Regions from separate parts of the Homo sapiens genome. Here region 2 is linked to region 1. The links are chromatin loops, found by intact Hi-C in ENCODE. Cell type or tissue: sigmoid colon. All regions are shown on one strand. Region 1 overlaps LTBP1 (latent transforming growth factor beta binding protein 1). Region 2 overlaps LTBP1 (latent transforming growth factor beta binding protein 1).

Region 1 (5,000 bases):
CCTTTTAACTAAAATGTGAACTATTGGAAAATAGAAAAATGGATTCCTTGGGTATTTTGAAATAACTAAAATGAGATACAATGAGATACTTACAGAAATAGTAATAAGATGCATATCATCAGTATGTAGGAGATTTAATAGCCTGGACATACTCATTAAGTATGGACTATGGAGTGGCTGAGCAGATGGCAGGGTTGTTCCATGGCTTAGGGTTCATCATCCCTAACCTGCAGAGGCAGCTGAGGGAAATGTAATTCAGGGAAAGATAATTAGGTGCACTCAGCAGAGTGGAGGATGTGGATAAGGCTCAGCAGAACAGAGGGTGGAGTTCAACAGGGTGGTGGAGAGCCCCGAAGTCCACTGACAAACTCCTGTCCTCCCTGATGCTACTGATAATTGGCAAAAAGCCGCTGATAATTGGCATAATCTGTCATTCGCCTCAGGAGACTGCTTTGGATGAAGTCAATTGAAAGGTAGGAATTAAAGACTCTAGGATGAAGGGTCACTAGTCCAGGGCTTTGGCAGATTAAATGGATAAGAAGGCATGAATCCAATAGCTGTTACATGGAAAGAAATGGTAGGGTTTGACAGGAGTAAATGAAAAAGTGAAGATTAGGAGAGTGAGAAGCCTGATGGCTTATGAAGGACAAGCAAGATAGTGGGCATTTTATATAAAAGTAGGAAGCTATAGAGAACTATTGTGTCGGGACCGGATGGGCAGCTGGAATTTCAACTGATGGAATGACACCCAGTTGGAGATGACAGAGAATTGATCCATTGAAAGACCAGACTGGATTCAGACTTTTACTTGGAAGTCACTCTTAGAAATAGAGATGGAAACTTTGAGACTTGCTGGCTTCCAACACAGTGTTTATAAATAGGAATAACTGTGCGATTTTCATGGAACTATGTCTTCCCTTTCAGAACAAATAGAAGAAACTGATGTCTACCAAGATTTGTGCTGGGAACATCTGAGTGATGAATACGTGTGTAGCCGGCCTCTTGTGGGCAAGCAGACAACGTACACTGAGTGCTGCTGTCTGTATGGAGAGGCCTGGGGCATGCAGTGTGCCCTCTGCCCCCTGAAGGATTCAGGTGAGCCCATATCCAATTCCTTCTGCAGGAGGCCTTTGGGGACAAGTTCATCTCACCTCCTTTGTAGCCTGACATTTCTCTTCTGTATCTTTGCCTTCACTCCTGATATCTTACTTTCATCCCGTGTGTGTGTGTGTGTGTGTGTGTAGGGCAGAACTGCATAAACATTTGGCTCCTGGTTTACCTCTACTCCCGACCCTGTCGTTAATTTTTGAAACTCTCATTCCATTACCCCAATGAATGATAAATGACCCAAAAAAACATAACTTAGCAATCAGTGGCATAGGCTTAGAATTTATATTTCCTGGCAGTTCATTTTTTACTACAATTCTTCTCATTCCTAACAGTTTCTACTTAGACCAAAATGTGTATTAGAGACGGTAGAAAATCATTCTAGGTCAAAGTCCAAATTTTCATGTCAATCTCTGTATGTGGAGATATAAGAAACGGGTTACAACAAAAAGGGAAAAGTACAGAAAGTAATTGAAGAAGTATTTCAACAAATCTCCTTTCCTTTCAAGTTCTAGATCTATCTGGGTTTAAACCTTTGGTCAAATGGAAAAGATGAGACAGGCTAAGCTCCCAGTTTCATCCCCTCTCCCAGTTTGGAGGAGGCCTGGAAGGTGCTGGCTTTGTGCTTCCTGGCTAGGCTGTTTGGTGACCGTTGAGTTGTGCACTGATTGCTAATTTCCCTTTTTTACCATCATAGCACCTTCTCATTAAAGGAAAGCACTCGAAAGTGTCCAGTATATCCTTTTGTAAAGTTGACTTGTTAAAGCTAGAAAGATCATGTGCAAGTAGAAAGCAAAGGAGTTTATTATGAATATATTCTCAGAATGGTCGAGAGGGGAAAAATTGCTTGAAAAGAGGAAATGCATTAATTTTTAGTTAATTCAATTAGAATATTTCTTTCAAGCTCTTTAGAAAATTAGCTTTGCAGCTTAGAAATAACTTAAAACCAACGTAGCATGAAAGAGAAAATAATTGGGAATTCCCGTAAGAAGAAAATGAATAGCCAAGGATAAAGAGCAAATACACAAAGCACTAGATGGCAATGATAGCAGCCCAGAATTGGAAAGAGGGCAGGTCTGGGGCCAGTTGGCACTGAGTCTGGAATCCAGCACTGCCATAGCAGCTGCATGACAAGGGGAAAATAACTTCACCCTGTACAGCTCATTTGTAAAACGGAGGCGTCTACATCTGTCCTGTTGGGTTGTTGCAAGGGCTGGGAGGATGTAGGTAGAGCAGGGGGTAATTACTAGCTTTACTGGTTGTTTCGGGCCCTGGAAGCAGATGCCACGGGGAGATAAAAGTGAAATCACTAAGTTAATGTGAGTTCAGTGAGGCTTTTGAGTCATTTTCTCACAATGCTATACTACCTCAAATCTTTTTTATTTATGCAGTGGTTTTATATTGTCTAATTTTTTTCCAAAAATCACATGTATTCCTCCTAAAGTATTAAAATAATCAAAGAGGTTATATTCCCCTCCACCTACCCCATCACAGTTGAACTCTGCTCCTTAAAGACACTCACTTTTGACAGTTGGGTTTTTATCATCCTAGCATTTTCTTATATATTAATTATCATTATATATTGATATTAGTTATTGCTGTATATTAATATATTTATATCCAACAGAGTATTTATAACTGAAGTCTATGTCATCAATCTAAGCTACACTTTGCTTGTTATTTTGCACTTCAGCATCCCTGAGATTGGGGTCATCTGATAATTATGACATATAACAATGTCCACGGGTTATTTTTCCCAATTTTTAACATCTGTTATATCAAGATACATTTTACAATCTAGGATCTCTTAAAATAGATGAAAGTTAGAACTTAAAATTTTTTTATATTGATATATTTAGGGGTGCAAGTGTAGATTTCTTACCTGCAAGTATTCCATAGTGGTAAATAAAGTCTGTGTTTTTTGTGTACCCTTAACAATAGCGAACACTGTGCCCAATAGGTAATTTTTCAACCCTTACCCCACTTCCAGACTCCCACATTTTGGAGTCTCCAGTGTGTATTACTCCATTCCATATGTCCATGTGTACCCATTGTTTAGCTACCATTTATAAGTGAGAACGTTCAGTATTTGACTTTCTGCTTCTGAGTAATTTCAATTAGGATAGTGACCTCCAGTTCCGCCCATGTTGCTGTAAAACACACGATTTTATTCTTGGTTACGGCTTAGTGGTATTACATGGATAAAGAAATTTTCTTACTGAGGCATTCCTACAGGTGCATATGTGGAGGTTCATTGCAGCATTGTTTATAAAAGGAAAATCAGGACTGGGGCAAGATGGGGCAGGGAAAGGTTAGGGGAGGAAGAAAAACAAATGCCCAGCACAAGAGATGGCTAAATAAATCATGTACATCTATAAAACAGATTCCATGCAGCTGTTTAAAAATTACCATCTTTTGGCCGTGCGCGGTGGCTCATGCCTGTAATCACAGCACTTTGGGAGGCCGAGGCGGGCGGATCATGAGGTCAGGAAAGATCAAGACCATACTGGCTAACACAGTGAAACCCTGTCTCTACTAAAAAATAGCCGGGCCTGGTGGCGCATGCCTGTAATCTCAGCTACTCAGGAGGCTGAGGCAGGAGAATAGCTTGAACCTGGGAGGTGGAGGTTGCAGTGAGCCGAGATCGCGCCACTGCACTCCAGCCTGGGCGACAGAGCGAGACTCTGTCTCAAAAAAAAAAAGAAGTTACATCATTTGAATTTAAATTAGTACAGCCTTTATGGAAAACAGTATGGAGATTTCTCAAAGAACTAAAAATAGAACTACCCGGCGATCCCACTAACTGGGTACCTACCCAAAGGGAATGTCTTTATCCATTCCTCCATTGGTGGATACTTAGGTTGATTCTATCTCTTTGCTGTTGTGAGTAGTGCTACAGTAAACACACAAATGCAGGTATCTTTTGGATATAATGACTTCATTCCCTTTGGGTAGGTACCCATAAACAATGCTGCAATGAACCTCCATGTATGCGTCTGCAGGAATGGCTTAGTAAGAAAATTTTGACAAATAAAAATACCAGGCTAAGTGTGTACACTTTAAATTTATGATATTATTCTGGCTGGCACCATGGCTTACGCCTGTAGTCCCAGCATGTTGGGAGGCCGAGGTGGGTGGATTGCCTGAGCTCGGGAGTTTGAGACCAGCCTGGGCAACGTGGTGAAACCCCATCTCTACAAAACATACAAAAATTAGCTGAGCGTGGTGGTACACACCTGTAGTCCTAGCTACTTGGGAGGTTGAGGTGGGAGGATGGCTTCAGCCCGGGAGGCAGAGGTTGCAGTGGGCCAAGATCGCACCACTGCACTCCATCCTGGGCAGCAGAGCCAGACCCTGTCTCAAATAGATAAATAAAATTATACCCCCAAAATACTGTAAAAATTTACACTCAATTTAATTGACTAGGTTTAAAAACCTTCAAGTATTTTGTTATGAGAAATGAATTTTTGAATAATGTAGCAATATTCTAAAAATGAATTTTATTTTAAATATTTATTCTAAAAATATGGATTTCAGAATATTGCATAAATTGTTTTCAACTAAAGTTTTCAAAAAACATTTTAAAAAGTAGATTAGAACAAATACATATGAAGTACATATTATATAATATTTTTGGAAAAATACAGAATATCAGGGGAAAAAAGATAACACATGCCAAATTTAAAAAAAAAAGATTAGCTTCATTGCTATACTGTTTCTAGTTTGTATATCCACAGTTATTATGATAAAATGTCCAAGAAGAATCTCTAGTGTACATGGTCAGCCAAACCAAAATCAGTGCTTTCCAATCCGTTACTTTTTAAAAAACAATGGTAGTTTTTTTGTTAACTGTATTGTAATTTTAACCTCCAGCATACACATTCATTGACATT
Region 2 (5,000 bases), 410 kb before region 1:
GAAAAAAATTTCTGTGTAAGAGGTTGGAAGTGTTCATGTTGTTCAGTATTTGCCTAATCCAGTGAAGAAAATAAGGTATCCCTTTGAGAAAGCCTGGATTGTTTTTAGTTGATTGAAACCTAATTTAAATGGACCATGATCAAATGCTTCTGAAGACTAAAGATTTAGTGAACCTTAAATTGCAAATCAGAGAGATGTGAACAAGCAAGCGGCAGACTCACACAAGGGCAAAGAATGGATATGTGCACTCACCAAAGTGGTCCTCTAGGCTGTAGCTGCCCAGTCACAATGTAGAGATGCCTGGTTGCATGTTAATGTTCCTTTTCCAGACACCATTTGTATGTGGATCCCTAGGAATCGAAATTATCGTGTGGGATGTGTCATTTTAGTTAATATTGGATGACTCTTGATAGCCTTACCTGTTTTGGACAAAAGAGATGGAGAGATGGACCACATTTGTGCTCTTTCCAAGGAATTAACACTTAAAGGAATGTTTTGTGGGTTAGGGACTTTGTCTTCCAAGTGGGGCATTAAACCCCTGATGTGTAACATTTTTGCCTCCTATCATTTTTGTAGTTTTTTTTTTCTGCGCCCAAACTGAACCTCCCCCCATGCCCTGCATTGGTTCTGCCAGTCTTTTTGCCCCCGTCTCAGGGTAAGTGCAGGCCAGACAGAGACATTGCCGGTAGGCTCAGCTTTAATGAGAAGACTGGACACGGGAATAGGCAATACAAAAGAATGAAAGAGAGGAGAGTGAGGCTGGGCTGGCAGGGTTATGGGGTAGAGGGAAGAGAGATGATGGCAGATACGAATCCAAAGCGGGTGCCTGGCACATTGCAGGCCTTCCATACACGCATGGATGGTTCTTTCATTTACTGTTTAGCTTTTACCATGTGCCAGGTTCTATGAATAGAGGAGAAACACAGCCAGCTGTAGGGAGTGCAGGTCTGTTTTTACTCACTTAACTCGTGGCACATCAAATGACTTGTTCTCTCCTTAGAAAGAAACAGAAAATCGATATTCCATTGCTTTTCCATTGGCATTCAGCCCATGCTACTTTTGGGGAAAAAACCCAACTCTAGACATTTTCCTTAAATTATATGCAAAGGAGACAGAGTCACATGCACCCTTGGTGCTCAGAGATGCAGTGGTGGATGGCATCATCCAGGAGGGTGTGATGTGGCTGGAGTTCAGGTGACCTAGAGAACGGTCTCAGGCTGTCCCCCATCCCTCTTGGCTTGGCATCGTGCTTGCCAAACTTGGGAGTCGAGCCCAGAGTGATTATATATTTTTTTGTATGCCTGCTATGGCCATTGGCAGCTGCTTTGCCAATAGATCTGCAGTGAGGTTTACCATGACAACTGCTAGGAGGGCCACCCCGGCCCCCATGTGGGAGGGTCAGCTGGAGAATCTTGTCATGTGACACAGACAACCTCGGTGAAGAGAGAGGAACCCAGAGGTCAAGTTCACACTAGGTCAAATATGTGTTCTCGAGACTAGTTAAAATCCACATTTAGGAACCATAACACTGTAATAGTGCTTAAACCTTCATGATGAAGCCCTCCTCCGGCCCATGGGCCTGCTGAGGATGCCGCCCGCCCCCTGCCTGCTCTGCTTTATCGAAGTTTTTGCTGCCCAGTGAACCCTGGGCCCTTAGGAAGCCTGACTTGTTGAAAAGACCTTTGACAACCACAGGGTTTTGCTGTTTCTGACCCTGTTATTTGTTGTCTTGGATATTTCAGACGTACTCAAACATGTTCGAGAGCTCAAATTAAATTTTCCTAAAGTGCAGATTTTGCTTCCCAGTCCTTCCTAGCAATGAACAGAGGCGACTTGGAGTGTGAGGGCTATGTCACCACCCTTTTAATACGGACCAAAATCAGGTCCAGCAGAGAGGAGCTGCCGATGGGGTGGGGGTAACTTGTGTGGTGCTGTGGAGCTTACAGAGAGCATTTTCTTGATCTTCACACCCTGTAGTGTCATTGAGGCAGGGATGCTTTATTAACCCTATTCCAGACAGTGGGGCAGTGCTCAGATGCCACTGCAGATCTTGTGGCTCTTCCTACTGCCCTGGGCTTCCTGGACATCCAGTGCTGTGACATTCTTTCTTGAGGTCTTGGTCTGAAAACTGTCCTGACAGTCCTCAGTTATCTGGATTGGCTTCCACTGCCTAACTTCACATCATGATTTTCCAAGCTATGTGAGTTTTCTCGGGCTTCTGTAACAAGTTCCACAAGCTGGGTGACTTAGAACGATAGAAATGTATTGTCTCACAGTTCTGCAGTCCAGAAGTCCAATGTCAAGGTGTTGATAGCGTTACTTCCTTCTGAAGGCAGTTCTAGGCCTCTCTCCTTGGCCTGTAGATGGCCGTCTCTTCCCTGTGTCTTTATACATTGTCTTGTGTGTGTGTCTGTCTCTGTGTCCAAATTTCCCCTTTTTATAAGGACATCAGTCATACTGTATTAGGGCCTCCACTCCCCGCCCCCCCCCACCAATGATCCCATTTTACCTTGATTACCTCTGTAAAGAACCTATCTCCAACAGTGGTCACATTCTGAGGTACTTGGGGTTAGGACTTCAACACTTTGTTTTTTTTTTTCTAGGGGGAGTACAATTCAATTCATGATGTAAGCCTGCAGATGCCTTGCACATAGGTTGGAGAGATGGGCTATTCAGAGTTGGCTCATTCCTGGGGCACTTGGGAACCCTAGCAGCTGACCCAAGGATGGGTGGGCGGGGCTTTGACTGGGCCCCTGCCACACAATCTGTGACTGTGGATCTAATTTGGTTACTTTTCTACTGCAGCAGCTCTGGCTGCTCCAGGGGGTGTTAGGAGAGATGAGGAATTGGCCACAGGTAATTTTGGTGATGCCTCTGGCCATTTTTACTGGGGCTCTTTTAAAGAGATTCTAGGTTGGTGTTTCTTACACATGAATGTCCAGCGGGACCACTGGAAGGGTTTGTTAAAATGTTGAAAGTTGTTAAATTCAACAAATTGAATCAAAATCTTTGGGGTTTTTAACAAGCATCCCAAATCATGCTGATGGAGGTGGCCCACAGTTTGAGAAACTGATCTGGAAGGAACTCAGTCCTGGGCAATATTTATGACCCTTTATGTGGGAATTTAAAGGCCAACCTCAACGCTTAGCAATTTAGAGAAACCTCTCAAGCAAGGCAGGAACCCTCTAAACATTGGGATAGCTCGGATTTGAAGAATGTATATACAGTCAAAGATTGCTGCACATGCAGTTTTTACATCCAGTTTTTCTTTAGTTAGTTGAATGTTTGAAGTATATATGTGTATTTTTGGGAGAGCTGGAAATTTGCAAAATTGTTGCTGCATCAGTGATTATGTAGAGTGCCTTTTAAAAAAGATTTAAACACTTTGGAACAGTTGGGTGTTTTCTTCCACTAATTTTTTTTAATTACAAAATTTTTAAAGTTATATACATGTATATTTTTGCGAGAGCTGGAAATTTGCAAAATTGTTGCTGCATCAGTGATTACATAGAGTGCCTTTTAAAAAAGATTTTTTGGAACATTTGGGTGTTTTTTTCCACAAATTTTTTTTAATTACAAAATTTTTAAAGTACACACAAACATAGAAGCTGCCCATCAGGGTCATGTTTTTAAAAGCTCCCTGATGTGGTAGTTAAGTACAATGATTTATACATAAAGGAGAAACTATGGTCTTATCTTTCTGTAAATGCGTGTTTTACTAATGGTTTCCTGCTTTCTTAGTGGAGAGAAAATATTACATAATTTGTTGGTGTGACACAAATTGGTTGTTTTCGTACTTATGGAAAAATACATCAGGGTTGTATTTGCAAGCATACCTCAGATATGGAGGGTTCAGTTCCAGCAAATATCTCAATAAAGTGAGTCACAAATTTTTTGGTTTCCCAGTACATGTAAAACTCATGTTTATATACTATATTGTAGACTATTAAGTGTACAATAATAGCATTATGTCTAAAAAGGCAAGTGTATACCTTAATTAAAAATATTTTGTTACTAAAAAATGGAATGATCAAGTCAGCCTTGAGTGAGTCATTATCTTTTTGCTAGTGGAAGGTCTTGCCTTGATATGGCTGGTTGCTGAAAGTTGGGGTGGCTGTGACACTTTCTTTAAAATAAGAAAATGATGAAGTTTGCTGCACTAATTGACTCTTCCTTTCGTGAAAGCTTTCTCTGTAGCATACAGTGCTGTTTGATAGCATTTGACCTACTGTATAACTTCTTTCAAAACTGGAGTCGGTCTTCTCAAACGCTACTGCTGCCTTATCATCTATGTTTATATAAAATTATAAATTCTTTGTTGTCATTTCAACAATGCTCACAGCATCTTCGCCAGGAGTAGATTCCATCTCAAGAAACCACCTTCTTTGCTCATTCATAAGAAGCAGCTCCTCATCTCTTCAAGTTCGAACATGAGATTGCAGCAATTCAGTCCCATCTTCAGGCTCCACTTTTAATTCTCTTGCTATTTCCACTACCTCTGCAGTGACTTCCTCCACTGAAGTCTTGAACTCCTCCAAGTCATCCATGAGGGCTGGAATCAGCTTCTTCCAAACTCCTGTTAATGTGGATACTTTAATCTCCTCCCGTAAATCATGAATGTTCTTAATGGCATCTAGAATGGTGAATCCTTTCCAGAAGGTTTTCGATTTACTTTGCCCAAATCCATCAGAGGAATCACTATCTATGACAGCTATAGCCTTATGAAATGTATTTCTCAAACAAGAAGACTTGAAAGTTGAAATTACTCTTTGACCCATGGACTACAGAATGGATGATATTTTAGCAGGCATGAAAATGACGTTAATCTCCACGTACATCTCCATCACAGCTTACAGGTGACCAGGTGCATAGTCAGTGAGGAGTAATATTTTGAAAAGAACCTTTCTGAGCAATAGGTCTCAACAGTGGGGTTAAAACATTCAGTTAACCATGCTGTAAACACACAGACTGTCATCCAGTCTTTGTTGTTCCATTTACAG

Evidence for each region. Hi-C counts contacts between places; a loop is a spot of excess contacts. Peaks named below come from ENCODE experiments on the same cell type or tissue, not always from the same donor. Only the 100,000 strongest peaks of a DNase experiment are listed, where the experiment ranks them.
Region 2: a loop joins it to region 1, with 2.1 times the contacts of the local background. A loop is called at or near these places in 14 of 110 quality-filtered maps.

The regions. Positions count from the first base shown.
Region 1 is chr2:33,364,409-33,369,408 of GRCh38, forward strand. It overlaps LTBP1 (latent transforming growth factor beta binding protein 1), which reads left to right. Exons shown (of 34, transcript NM_206943.4): 31 at 925-1,095. Among named protein-coding and RNA genes, the nearest start is that of MIR4430, 52 kb to the right of the region's middle. In sigmoid colon, no CTCF peak of the experiment used is centred here; a DNase peak (open chromatin) is centred at 2,253.
Region 2 is chr2:32,952,068-32,957,067 of GRCh38, forward strand. All of the region lies in intron 2 of LTBP1 (latent transforming growth factor beta binding protein 1), which reads left to right. Among named protein-coding and RNA genes, the nearest start is that of LTBP1, 7.6 kb to the left of the region's middle. In sigmoid colon, no CTCF peak of the experiment used is centred here; no DNase peak of the experiment used is centred here.